Regions from separate parts of the Homo sapiens genome. Here all the other regions are linked to region 2. The links are chromatin contacts, found by Hi-C or POLR2A ChIA-PET in ENCODE. All regions are on one chromosome and are shown on one strand. The core of a region is the stretch at or near the end of the contact, and the rest is flanking DNA. Distances in the headings are between cores, read along the strand shown. Region 1 overlaps DOCK10 (dedicator of cytokinesis 10). Region 2 holds the start of FARSB (phenylalanyl-tRNA synthetase subunit beta). Region 3 has its middle 40 kb from the start of LINC02832.

Region 1 (4,271 bases), core at 1,055-3,554, 2.4 Mb before region 2:
GTGCTGTCTCAGTGCCCTCAATGATCAGAATTTGACTGGGTCTGGGCTGCTGTGACTTTGCAGAGATACAAAGGATCTTAATAGATTTCTGTTGCTGCAATAACAGACTATATAAACTTAGCGCTTAAACAGCATCTGTGTATTATCCTACCGTAGTGTAGGTGAGAAGTCTGGTGAGGGTCTCACCAGGCTAAAATCAAGGTATCAGCAAGGCTGTGACCCTTTGTGGAGCTCTAGAGGAAAATTTGTCTCATGCTTACTTGGGCTGTTGGCAGAATTCAGTTCCTTGAGACTGTAGGGCCGAGGTCCCCATTTTCTTGCTGGATACAAACTGAGGTCTATTGCCAGCTTCTAGAGGCCCCCACATTGCTTAAACCTGGCCTCCTTCCTTCATCTTCAAAGCCAGTGGTGATGGCTCAAGTTCTTCACATGTTGCGCCCCTCGGACCCACGCTTCTGCTTTCCTCTCCCACTGAAGGACTGGTGATTGGATTGGGCCACCTAGATAATCCAGGACAATCTCCCATCTGCAGGTCTTCCATCTTAATCATATTTGCAAAGTCCCCTTTTCCATGGAAATGAGTATATTTATAGGTTCTGTGGATTAGGGTGTGGACATCTTTGTGGGGCCTATTATAAAAATGCTCAGAAAGTGCATTAAAAGATTAAAAGGACTAACTCTTCCCGAGGCACTGCTTTCTGATCCTAAAACAAAGCGGAAGGAACTATCTTTTATAGAATACCAGAGACAGTTCTTAAATCTAACCCTCTGCTTATGTGGCTTTGATTAAGTTAATAGACCTTAGCTTTTATCCTTGTAAAATTAGTAGACACAAAATTCTTATGAGGATTGTGTTAGTCTGTTCTCCCACTGCTATAAAGAAATACCTGAGACTGGGTACTTTGTAAAGAAAAGAGGTTTAATTGGCTCACATACAGTTCCACAGGCTATACAGGAAGCATGGTGGCATCTGCTTCTGGGGAGACCTTGGGGAGCTTTTAATCATGGAGGAAGGCAAAGGGGAAGTGGGGCGTCTTACATGGCAGGAGCAGGAGAAGGAGAGAGAGGGAGGGGGCACTACACACTTTTAAACAACCATATCCCTGTGAGACTCACTATCATGACCACAGTACCAGGGCGGATGGTGTTAAACCATGAGAAACCGATCCCATGATGCAATCACTTCCCACGAGGCCCCACCTCCAACACTGGGGGTTACAATTTGATATGAGAATTGGGTGGGGACATAGATCCAAACCATCTCAAGGATCAAGTGATAACATGCTTCAGAGTTTTGAAGCTACATCCGTGTTCATTATTACAGTGGTCATCGGGCCAAGGAGAGTGCTGTCCAGTTGCCTCTGTGCTCCTGTGCCTGGGCGTGAACATCTCAGAATGATCTCACTGTGATTCAGTAGACCCTAGACTGTCACGAAAGGTGACTAGTGGGGCCTGGTCTGGGTGTGCAGGCGAGGTCTGTGTAGGGCTTTGTCTCTGACCAGGCCTCATCATTTTGTTTAGGTGAGAATACATTTCATCCATGACGGATCTCAGACCTACAAGGCTCTGTACTTCTTTCTCCATATATTCCCTAGTACTGTGTACTGAGGAGCCTGTGGGAAGAACCACGTGCTCTATGTACGGGGCCTGACAAGCTGACTATAAGTTGTGTATGGGGACTCAATCATCACTACTCTGAAAGATAGTCTGAACCATTTAACACAGGCATTTGATTCAAAAAGACATCTTTGATTCATCAATAAACAGAGATTCACTATATATCTGGTCACAGAAGAGTGGATCAAGTATTATTCAATATATTTTCAATCCATGGAACAATTTGAGGAAAAATGGGCTTTTAATGTTAGGATGTACAAGGGATCTAATCTTAGACCCCCTTCTCTCTGCCTTCCCCACAAAACCCCCCCTAGGTGATTTCACCCTTTCACACATCTCTGAGCTCTGCCCATTGATATCTCTGTCCTGAAGTTCCTCAATTACTTCAAACTCAACAGGATCCAGATCTAACACAGTTTCTTGCTTCATAAATCTGCTTTTCTTATTTCCTGAGTTGTATACCTCAGTGGATCCAGGAAATCTCAAACTAAAACCATGCTCAATTATTTCCACCCCTGGCCACTCCACATCAGTTCATGCTCCAAGTACTGGCAAGGCTACCTCCTAAATATTTCAGACAGCTCCCTGACCTTAGTGATTTATGTAAGTCACTCAGTATTTCTTCCCCAGACAGTGTTTTGCAATGTCCTTGTGGTTTCCTTCCAGCCTTCTCACTAGTTGTCTTCCTGTCTCTCCCCAGGCAACTATCCACCCTCCATTCTGCCTGCATCTTGTGAACACACAGCTTTGATCATGATATAGCCCTGCCAGAATGCTGCTAATGTTCTTGATTATTGCCCTCAGAGGATTACATCTCACTTGGTTTCAGCCTACCTTTCTGGCATCTAGCTTCACTTTCTAGTATTCTCTTTCCTCCAACCTTTGCCACACTTCAGCCACTCAAGCTTCTGGGCATTACCCAAGGATGCCACTCAGGCCCGTGCCACCAGCTACCCAGAGGACACTTCCTTTTTTCTCTTCTTGTTCGGCTCCTGCTTGCCTTTCAAGACCCAACTAATTTGCCCCTCTTCTGTTACCCTCTTCTGAGTCCACAGGCAGACTTAGTCTCTTCCTCTTCTGTATTTCCATAACACTTCTTGAATACCTTAATTAATTTTTATTGTAATTATTTAGTTATTATCTCATTGCTTCCAGACAGAGAGTTTTATAATAGCTTCATAAATGATTCTTGGTTAGATGGATGGATAGATGTATATGCATATGTATGGTTTTTAAAAAATGTTCTAACCATAACTTGTCAATTTTGAAAGGGTAATGCATTGCAAATATTGTAGTAAAAGGGGAGCAGTATGGCATTATCCTCCTTTTTTTTTAACTGAAGGGCTTTGAATATTACCTAGCCTTGGAAACAAGAGCCCAGGCATTTCGGTCCAATGCTTCTGAGAAAATGTAACAGGTTCAGGGACTTTTTAAAACTAACCATTTTAATTATTGCCTTTCATGAAATGTGATTGTGAGGAAAATTGCATTCTAGGCCCATGATTTCTTTATTTTTTAAAATGCACAACCTATCATTTCTCATTGGAATTTTTAGCTGTTGAACATTTCTACCATTTCTAAATATTTTTTTCTAGTTGTGGTGAGTCATATTAGATTGTGCATTAGATTTTTTCTGAATTATCCAGTTTGCTGAGGGAAATATGGAGACATATTAAAATGTCCCATTGCTAGCATGGAACACCTTGGATCTAGGAGTTTCGAACTCCAGTGTCCTCTTACTGCCTGGGTCAAAGGCCCAGGGACCACCTTCAAGTACCCCTTATGCAACATCTTCCTTTAAGCCACAGCCCTTTAATTTGGTCTTTCTCCTGCCTACAGGACTCCTTCACGATTCTTACTCAGAATTCTTCTCACTCGATATCTCCTCAAGAATCCTTCCCTGATCTCCACCAAAGCCCAGAGAGCTTGCATTGCACTGGGCACCTGCTTAATGTGGCAAATACTTGTTTTCTACTTTTTCTATAAATGAGTTCCTAGAACGTTTATTTACTCCTTAAAGAATACAAATAAAATTAATTTTATGAAATACACATGACCAATACCTTTGCAGACCTCCGTCAGCTTCTCCCTTTCCCAAGTTCATCCCTTCCCTGTGGTAACCATGAATCAAAATGTTTTTTTGATTTTTTTTTCTTTTTCTTTTTTTTCTTTTTGAAACAGAGTTTCATTGGTTGCTCACAGTGGAGCACAGTAGCGTGATCTCAGCTCATGCAACCTCCACCTCCCTGGTTAAAGCAATTCTTGTGCCTCAGCCTCCTGAGTAGCTGGGATTACAGGCATGTGCCACTATGCCCGGCTAAATTTTTTTTTTTTTGTATTTTTAGTAGAAATGGGGTTTTGCCATGTTGGCCAGGCTGGTCTCAAACTCCTGGCATCCGCCCACCTCGGCCTCCCAAAGTGCTGGGATTATAGGCATGAGCCACCATGCCTGGCCATGAATCAAAATGTGCTCAATGTTTGCCTGATTTTCTTTTCTTATTTTGAAAAGCATTCATATTTGTAAAACAATTGTAAAATACAGTACAAAGAATATCATATACCCTTCCTTCAGATCCCCCAAATGTTAACATTTTGCCATACTTAAAATTTAAAAATTATTCATTCTCTCTCTACACATACAAAGAATACTATTT
Region 2 (4,398 bases), core at 1,472-3,971:
AGAAGCATGTACCTACATTTTGTGATATACGATCTCATCATTTTCCATGTACCTTTCCTTTCAGTTAGCTAATGCCATTTGTGATGAGCCCTAGTGGCCTAGTTTCCTCTTTTCCATTAGAATCTTCTAACAGTTTAGCTTCTCACAGAGAAGGGACAGAGTACCTGTAACATGTGCAATGATAAAAAGTAGGATAGGTCAGTTGGGGGATGTGAGAGATGGGAACAAAATGCCCCTTGGTGGTCTGAGACTAGCAGAAAACTAACTAGGAGGATTAAAAAAAATGACAGTTGCCCCATTTCCAGGACCTCTGACATGATAAGAACTATACTAGTTATTTATGAGTATTATTTCAAATTCTTACAATAATTCTTTTTTAGTTTTTAAGACAAGGTCTCACTTTGTCACCCAGGCTGGAGTGCTGTGGCGCGATCACAGCTCACCACAGCCTCAACCTCCCGGGCTCAAGTGATCCGCGTAGATGGGATCATAGGTGTGTTGCCGCCATGCCTGGCTAATTTTTCTTTTTGTTTAGAGATGGGGTCCAACTCTGTTGCCCACGCTGGTTTTGAAATCCTGGGCTCAAGTAATCCTCCCACCTCGGCCTCCCAAAGTGCTGGAATTACAGATATGGGACACAATAATTCTTTAAGGTGTATATTATTATCCCTATTTTATGGATGAGGAAACTGAGGTTCAGAGGCCACAGAACACTTTGGAGTGCCCAAAGCAGAGCAGGTCAGCAGGAAGTCCTTTGGTTATTTATTATTACTATTTTGTTGTTGTTGTTGTTATTGCTTTTAAGACAGAGTCTTGCTCTGTCACCCAGGCTGGAGTGCAGTGGCGTGATCTTGGCTCACTGCAACCTCTGCCTCCTGGGTTAAAGTGATTCTCAGTCCTCAGCCTCCCCAGTAGCTGGGATTACAAGTGCCCACCACCACACCCAGCTAATTTTTGTAATTTTAGTAGAGATGGGGTTTTATCATGTTGGCCAGGCTGGTTTCCAACTCTTGACCTCAAGTGATCTGCCCACTTCAGCCTCCCAAAGTGTTGGTATTACAAGTGTGAGCCATCATGCCTGGCACTAGTCCTTTGCTTATTAATTGAGCAGAAAGCACCAATTTTAGGTGGAAAGCTGTATTTTGCATTGGGGATGTTTGCCATTTATGGGGTGTTGCCAATCTGTTATGTTGGTCACTGGGAAGGGACTGCCTTCCCATGGAGGGGAGCTAATACTGTATAGTGAAAAACTGCTTGATTAATAGTTAGGGTGGCTTACATCTGGCTCAGCTTTTCTCCCCTCATGTGAAGGACTTTGGAAGAAGCCCTCACTCACTGTACAGTAGAAAGGATTAGGGCAAGGCTCCCCCTGGAACTGCCAGTTTGTGCCTTAGTTTCATTACCTGTAAAACAGGGATAATGGTACCTATCTTGATGTATTAGTTTCCCTTGGCTGCTGAAACAAATTACCACGAACTTGCTGACTTAAACCATAAATTTATGCTCTCACAGTTCTGGAGGCCAGAAACCCAAAATCAGTTTCACTGGGCCCAAATCAGCATGCATTATAGGGCTGCCCCATGGGCTGGGCGTGAATCTGTCCTTGTCTCTGTTTATTTCAGGGATACATGTGCAGGATGTGAAGGTTTGTTACATAGGTAAATGTATGCCATGGTGGTTTGCTGCCCAGATCATCCCATCACCTAAGTATTAAGCCCAGCATCTATTAGCTATTCTTGATGCTCCCCGCTCCTCCACCCCCTCACCCCCAGTGTGTGCTTGTCTCTTTGTTTCTGGTGGCTGCTGGCATCCTTGGGTTGTGGCTGCCATACTCCAATCTCTGCCACCGTGGCTAAATCGTCTCTCTCAACCTCCCTTTTATGATTTGATGAGGATACTGTGATTCCATTTAGTGTTCGTCTTTCGAATCCAGGATAATCTTCATCTCAAAATCCTTAACTTAACCTGCAAAGACGCTGTTTCCATATAAAGTTACATTTAGAGGTTGCAGGGATTAGGGTCTGATATTATTGGGGGCCGTTATTCAGCCTATTACACTCAGGGTTGTTTTAAGGAGGAAATTTAATGCTGGCAGAGGGCTGAGCACAGCCCACTGACAGCAGAGAGCACTGAGCAAATAGACAAAAAAAGAGGTCTCTTACAATGCCTCCCTTATAGGGCTGCCGTAAAGTTCAAACAAAGCACAGGTATATCACTTATACGAGTAGAGGAGAGATTAAAGAATGAAGTAAAAACTGAGGTCTGTTAACAGCCCCTCTCCCGCCGCCAGGATTTGCACACCTTTCTCTGCAGGAAGCCTTGAACCCTCTCCACTCGCATTTCCACCACCTCCAGGCAAGATCTCCCACGTGGAGGCCCCACCCCCTCCCTGACGCGCCCCACTCTCGCCCCGCCCACCTGGTGGGCGTCCCCGGCCGTTAGCGCCCTGGAAGCATCCGGGACTTCAGGGTCAGTACATTACAATGCCTGACAAATCCTAGCCAGTTCTATCAAATTATATCTTTCTTACAGGCTTTTAAGCTATTAGTCTCATAAAGATACATTTAATCAGCGAGGTAATGGCATGATGAGTGTTTTTAGGTTAAAAAGAGAACAGGAACTGTTGCCAGCAGAATGGCGATATTCAAGACAACACGCACAAGAAGAGGCGGGTCCTACGCGCTTCGCTAGGGAAGCCCGGGTCAGCTCGCTGCGCAGGCGCAGTGAGTTCGACACACCATGCCGACTGTCAGCGTGAAGCGTGATCTGCTCTTCCAAGCCCTGGGCCGCACCTACAGTGAGTGGCGGCCCTATACGTTGGGCCCTACGCCTCTTCTCGGAGGCAGGGCCTCCCTCCAAAAGGGCAATGTGGCGACATTCATGCCTTCCTGAAGGTTTTGGCTCCGGGAGGCCGGGGTTTACGCGGGAAGGCCGATGATGGTGGCGGTCCGGCTGGGCTGTGGTAGCCTCGGAACCGGCATCGCAGCGGTGCCACTGCTTGTGCCCGGCTTGCCGTGTCATTCATTCAGCGATCTGCCATCGAGTGCCTACAGCGTGCCTGGCACCGACATCCAAGCCAGGGGATAGAACAGGAAGGAAACCCGGGGTTGCATCCCGAGCGTAGCCAGTTAATTGCAATAGCAGCGCTGTGGGAACTCAGTTTATAAGGGGGTAGGAGGAGAGATTTGTGCAGCGGGGTGGAGAACGGCATTCCACCTGTCTTCGTTTTATTAATGTTTCCTGAGCGCCTGTTATGTGTCAGGCACTGTTCTAAGAGCTTAGGACTAGAGCTGTGCACACGACACGTCAGGTCCACGTTCTGTCTGATGGAGGCAGACAATTAACCAGCACGTTAATAAAATGATTTCGGATAATGTTAAATGCCATCAAGGAAAGAAAAGGTGTTGTGCCAAGAACAACTTTAGATAGGGTGGTAACATTTGATCTGAGACCTGAATGGGGAGTATTAAATGGGTGTAGACTTCATTCTACATTTCATCTTTTAATCAGTTCTAAAAACACAACCATTGAAAAAAAGGAGGGAGATATTAAATGCAGTTATCAGTTACCTCACAGCCGTAGCAGCTGCCCCACCCTATTTTTTTTTTTATTTTTATTTTTTGAGACGGAGTCTGCACTCCCAGGCTGGAGTGCAGTGGCGCGATCTCGGCTGACAGCAACCTCCGTCTCCCTGTTCAAGCAATTTTCTGCCTCAGCCTCCCGAGTAGCTGGGATTACAGGCGTCCGCCATCGCGCCCGAGTAATTTTTTTGTATTTTTAGAGAGACCAGGTTTCACCATCTTGGCCAGGCTGGTCTTAAACTCCTGACCTCGTGATCCACCTGCCGCGGCCTCCCAAAATGCTGGGATTACAGGCGTGAGCCACCGCGCCCGGCCCCCACCCCATAATTTTTAGCTTGTATAAAGGCTGGACCAACTGGTTCGTGAGAGCTGTTTTTTTTGTTTTTAGGGCTCAGTGTGTTAACAAAGGCCTAATTGGTTTAATGACAGCCACCGCTTCCCAGAATAAGATTACTGTTACAGTGAAAATAAAGCTGGCTTTTAAGAATCTTTCCTAAGTGTGTACTTTTAGATAGTACCTATTCTCTATGTGATATTCTTCGTAAGTTCTGCCATAAGTCCCTGAAAGTAAAGGAAATACAAGGGTATTGTATTACTCTTACCCTTTGTACTTGGCTCTAATCGCCTAATCGCTTTATTTTATAATGAGCTTATTTATATTTCTTACCTGCCCTTCTAAACCATATTCTCACTAATGGGATGTGGTACAGGTTAATAATTCCTTATCCAAAATGCTTGAGACCAGAAGCGTCTTGGATTTTGGATTTTGGGATATTTGCATATACATAATGAGATATTTTGGGGGTGGGACCAAGTC
Region 3 (4,742 bases), core at 1,112-3,611, 3.0 Mb after region 2:
AGGCAACCCCCTTGGGCTTATAAAACTTTAAATCAGATCAAATCCATCTTTAATGCATTGCTAGGTAGGTCAATAGCAAGCACAAGCTCATTCCCAAATATAAGTGCCACCTCTCCCGACTGGACCAAAGTGAGATACAGAAACAGAGTTAATAAGGGCAGGGACAGGGGCTGGTCACAGAACAAGCACAGCCAGGGGACATTCAGTAAATTAAATGGCCCATGGGAGGCAGTTCACACTCGAAAGAGCAATTTAAACTATTTATGATCGTTGATGGGCCCTGAATTAGTTATAACTTCCTAAAGAAAAAAATCTTGAAATTATCACAAAGCCAGCACTGAATATGGCTGCACAGTGCTCACTGGAGGTCATGAAGGAGAATGAGCTATTAGTCTGTATTAAGGAGCGAACACCATGGTAATGGCGAACTAGTGTGTAATACAAATGCGGGCGGCCCGACCTTGACTGCCGTTCAGTGCTGGGCCCTCCATCTCAAAAGGAAATAGACGAGGCAACAGGAGGGCCACAGGGTGATTAGTGTATCAGTGAGGGCTCAGAACCTCTAAATGAGGAAAGGTTTAATTATACAGGCAGCTAATTAGGAAGAAAAGAGGAGAAAACGGACAGAGGTGTGTACATGAAAAGATGAGGATTCAGGGGTGACTGAGTGAGGCCCCAAAGGTTCTAAATGAGACTTTTACAAAACACATCCATAAGGTTGTTTTTGAAAGAAAATTTTCAGTAGATCAACAAATTCTTTGGAGGAAATAAAGGGCTGGGCTCCACAGAGCAGTTCTAAACATCTAAATAAATATGCGCCTGTTTGGAATTGACCAGAAATTTTAACCGGTTATGAACTATGTTTTATCCAGGAAACTGGATAGAATAGAGTCGTGAATTCAGCTGTTTGTGACTGTTAGAAAAGACTGCCATAGCTAGAAAGGAATAACGGGATACTCAGACGAGGGTCAGCAAACGATGGCCCTCGGGCCACTTCCAGCCTGTTGTCTGTTTTTATACTGTCAGCAAGTTAAGAATGATTTTCCATTTCAAAGCGGTTGAAAAAACTCAAAAGGAGAGTACTATTTCAAGACACATGAAAATTATATTCATGTTCATGAAATTTTATTGGAACACAGTCACATCCTTTCGCTTTTGCACCAAGACAACAGAACTGAGGAGCTGCGACAGAGACTGTATTGAGCCACAAGTCTAAAATATTTACTTTCTAAACAGGGCATGGTGACTCACGCCTCTAATCCCAGCACTTTGGGAGGCCCTGGTGGGCGGATCACCTGAGGTCAGGAGTTCGAGACCAGCCTGGCCAACATGGAGAAATCCCATCTCTACTAAAAATCAAAAATTGGCCAGGAGTGCTGGCGCACGCCTGTAGTCCCAACTACTTGGGAGGTTGAGGCAGCAGAATTGCTTGGGAGGTGGAGGTTGCAGTGAGCCAAGATTGCACCACTGCACTCCAGCCTGGGCAACAAAGCCAGACTCTGTCTCTAAATAAATTGATTAATTAATTTAATCAAATATTTACTTTCTGGTCCTTTTCAGAGAAAAATCTGCCCACCTCCACTCTAAGGTGTTGTGTGTTAAATATTTCCATTGTGGCCAGAGACCCACACAATCAGCAAGTGCTACCATTCCCATGCCTGGTATCAGGGGACCACGTAAGTAAGCCTCTTGCTAGGGTCCCCCGCCTGGGCCCCAGGCTCAAAGGAATGCAGGTAAAGTGACCGGAGGAAGCTCCTGCACTAGCAAAGAGGGCCACATACCACAGCAGATCCCAGTCGGGGCCGCCCAGCGGCCTGCTGGCCTCCTAGAGAGGCTCCCTAGCAACATGGAGTCAGCGTGCTCGGAACCCTTGACTTCACAGAAGCATTAGGTGAGCGCTCAAGGGCTTTTTGTGCACCAGAGGCAGTAAAATGCCATGTTTGCCAACATGTGAAATGCGCGGGGATATCAGATACATCTCAATTTTTCAGAAAGTTTTTTGGAAAAATAAAGACTAAGCTGTAAGGGAAATATTTTATTCCTATAAATATAGTACACAGGATTGTGACTCCATTAAAAAATAGTACGGTTTTGATACACAGTCTAGTATCCCTAAAAACAAGAATAAAATCACAGAGCTAAAAAGAAATATCTTGGTATTTAGGAATATGAGTTGCAGTGAAAAAATACTTAAATTCATAACATAGGGGAGTTACTCAAATTCCATATTCATCTGTGTGGTCTCTGGTTTTTGTTTTGTTTTTTGATAAGGGGATGAAAAGCGCTCACATTTGCAAAATGTATGTTGCCATCTTCTGCCACTAGGGGGTAGCATGCCCCATTATTTTACCTCTTTCTCAGCCTTCCAGCTGTGCCTGATACCAAAGCGTAAGACTGACAAGAAAACTTGTGTATATAATAAACGATTAGATATCGTACAATGCCATATATTTGATATATGTTATGTGTATAGTATTATGTAATACGTAATATATCTTATGTTGTAACATATACATTATTCATATATAAAGTATAAAATTTTATTTTGCATATATAATCCATCATTTGGGAAAAGCGGGGAATGTATCCTATATACCAGTAAACACAGCAAGCCTCACTAGTGCACAAAAAATCTAGTCGGAGTTCACCTGCTTCTATTAAAAGATTGAGGGCAGCTCTGCTTGATGTTAAAGGAGGGATTAGGGCTATTAGGATCTTCCCAGTGGAAAGCTCCAGAAAGTTTGGACCACCTAGAAGGCTGCGTGGTCACCGACCGGCTTGTGGAAGGAGAGGGAGGACGGGAGTCATGGGATGTACAGACTCAGTAGCCAAGGAATCTGAGAGATGCCCAATCTAACTCAGAAGCCAAGAGGCCGGAGCACCGCAAGGGCACAGGGAGCCCTGGAGCCTGAGGGAGAGTCCAGAGCTGCAGGCAAAGCCGTGTCAAGAGTCCAGGCTTAGAAACAGCCGCAAACCAACGCTCCAAATAGCTCAATGCGTCACATAGTCGGAATCTCAAAAATGTGACTTTAAGTTCATTTCCAAAATAAGACAAGGAGTGGCAGAAGGGAGATTCAAATTCCAACCTGTTCAGACATTCTAAAACATAAAACCCTGAATGTTTGGGGGCAATTAATCCAGAAAACATCTCAGTCAGCTTCTAACATCTGCCGCTGGAGCGAGGATGGAAAGCACTGGAAATGAAGGGCTTTCCTGGATCTGGGAATCTGGGTGCGCAGGCCAGTTCCCAACGCGCATGTGAACATCGCTTTTCTGCAGTCAGGACTAAAGCTGCCTTCCACATGGTCCACGTACATGAGGTCCGCACACATGAAATGTCTTTGTGCTGCTTCTCAGCATACATCATACTTTTCCCATGAATCATTTAAGACCAAAAAAAAAAAATACCTATGAGATAGGTATTAATATCATACCCACTGTACAGATTAAGAAACAGACACAGAGAGCTTAAGCAACTTGCCCAAGGTCACAACAGTGAGTGACGGTGCCGGGAGTTAACACAGAAAACTCTTTGTATTAGTCTGTTTTCATACTGCTATAAAGAACTTCCCGAGAATGAGTAATTTATAAAGGAAGGAGGTTTAATTGACTCACCGTGCAGCATGGCTGGGGAGGCCTCTGGAAATTTACAATCACGGCAGAAGGTGAGGGGGAAGCAAGGCACCTTCTTCACAAGGTGGGAGGAAGAAGGGCCGAATGAAGGGGGAAGAGCCCCTTATGAAACCATCAGATCTCGTGAGAACTCACTCCCTGTCACGAGAACAGCATGGGGGAAACCACTCCGTGGTTTAATTACCTCCACCTGGTCTCTCTCTTGACCTGTGAGGATGACGGGGTTTGCAATTCAAGATGAGATTTAGGTGGGGACACAAAGCCTAACCATATCACTCTTCTTGCTTCAGAATTGCCTGTTCTTTCTGCTACATTTGCTGCCTCCAAAAAAAGTATTTCTCTGAGCCAAGAAGTGTATAAAAAGGCAAGCTTCAATGAGCACAATAGATTTGTACACATCAGAGGCATTCGAACCAGAGTGACTCCATTTTGAACAGTGGCTGGGTGAAATGAGGCTGAGACCTGCTGGGCTGCATTCCCAAGAGGTTAGGTAATCTTAGTCACAGGATGAGATAGGAGGTTACGCCGGGCGCGGTGGCTCACACCTGTAACCCCAGCACTTTGGAAAGCCGAGGTGGGCGGATCACGAGGTCAGAAGATCGAGACCATCCTGGCTAACACGGTGAAACCTCGTCTCTACTAAAAGTACAAAAAATTAGCTGGGCATGGTGGCGGGCGCCTGTAGTCCCAGCTACTCGGGAGGCTGAGGCAAGAGAATGGCATGAACCCAGGAGGCGGAGCTTGCAGTGAGCCGAGATTGCGCCACTGCACTCCAGTAGTCTGGACAACAGTGCAAGACTCCGTCTCAAAAAAAAAAAAAAAAAAAGACAGGAGGTTGGCAGGACCATTATCACAAGATACAGGTCACAAAAACCCTACTGATAAAACAGGATGCAGTAAAGAAGCTGGACAAAACCTGCCAAAATCAAGATGGTGACAAAAGTGGCCTCTGGTCATCATCACTGCTCATTGTACACTACTTATACATAAGCATGCTAAAAGACACTCCCACCAGCACCATGACAGCTTATAAATGCCATGGCAAACTCTGGAAGTTACCCTATATGGTCTAAAAGGAAAGGAATCCTTAGTTCTAGGAAATCCTCCCA

What was found. Hi-C counts contacts between places; a loop is a spot of excess contacts on that map. ChIA-PET counts read pairs that join two places held with the same protein, here RNA polymerase II (POLR2A). Pooled maps may share reads with other maps.
Region 1: a loop to region 2 is called in a map with no recorded cell type, with 3 times the contacts of the local background. The contact joins the enhancer-like site here to the promoter of FARSB in region 2. A Hi-C loop is called at or near these places in 1 of 37 single-sample maps with no recorded cell type and 1 of 50 pooled maps. POLR2A ChIA-PET finds 5 or more read pairs at or near these places in 1 of 52 experiments (activated CD4-positive, alpha-beta T cell).
Region 3: a map of mammary epithelial cell shows a loop between it and region 2 (17-fold over the local background). The contact joins the enhancer-like site here to the promoter of FARSB in region 2. A Hi-C loop is called at or near these places in 1 of 168 maps with a recorded cell type or tissue (mammary epithelial cell) and 1 of 50 pooled maps. POLR2A ChIA-PET finds 5 or more read pairs at or near these places in 1 of 52 experiments (activated CD4-positive, alpha-beta T cell).

What each region holds. Positions count from the first base shown.
Region 1 is chr2:225,024,409-225,028,679 of GRCh38, reverse strand. The region is part of intron 1 of DOCK10 (dedicator of cytokinesis 10); the gene reads left to right. Among named protein-coding and RNA genes, the nearest start is that of DOCK10, 16 kb to the left of the region's middle. Within about 2 kb of position 2,304, at least 5 of the 41 ENCODE cell types and tissues checked have a DNase peak (open chromatin) inside an H3K27ac peak, as active enhancers do.
Region 2 is chr2:222,654,415-222,658,812 of GRCh38, reverse strand. FARSB (phenylalanyl-tRNA synthetase subunit beta) reads left to right here and starts at 2,721. Exons shown (of 17, transcript NM_005687.5): 1 at 2,721-2,797. The coding sequence starts at 2,740. LOC124907985 (a long non-coding RNA gene) reads right to left here and starts at 2,380. Exons shown (of 2, transcript XR_007088095.1): 1 at 2,302-2,380. RefSeq lists a silencer at 2,298-2,494 and an enhancer at 2,611-2,660.
Region 3 is chr2:219,687,455-219,692,196 of GRCh38, reverse strand. No RefSeq gene overlaps it. Among named protein-coding and RNA genes, the nearest start is that of LINC02832, 40 kb to the left of the region's middle. RefSeq lists enhancers at 3,339-3,902, 3,023-4,222, 3,903-4,466. Within about 2 kb of position 2,361, at least 11 of the 41 ENCODE cell types and tissues checked have a DNase peak (open chromatin) inside an H3K27ac peak, as active enhancers do; they include mammary epithelial cell, where a contact is called at or near this core.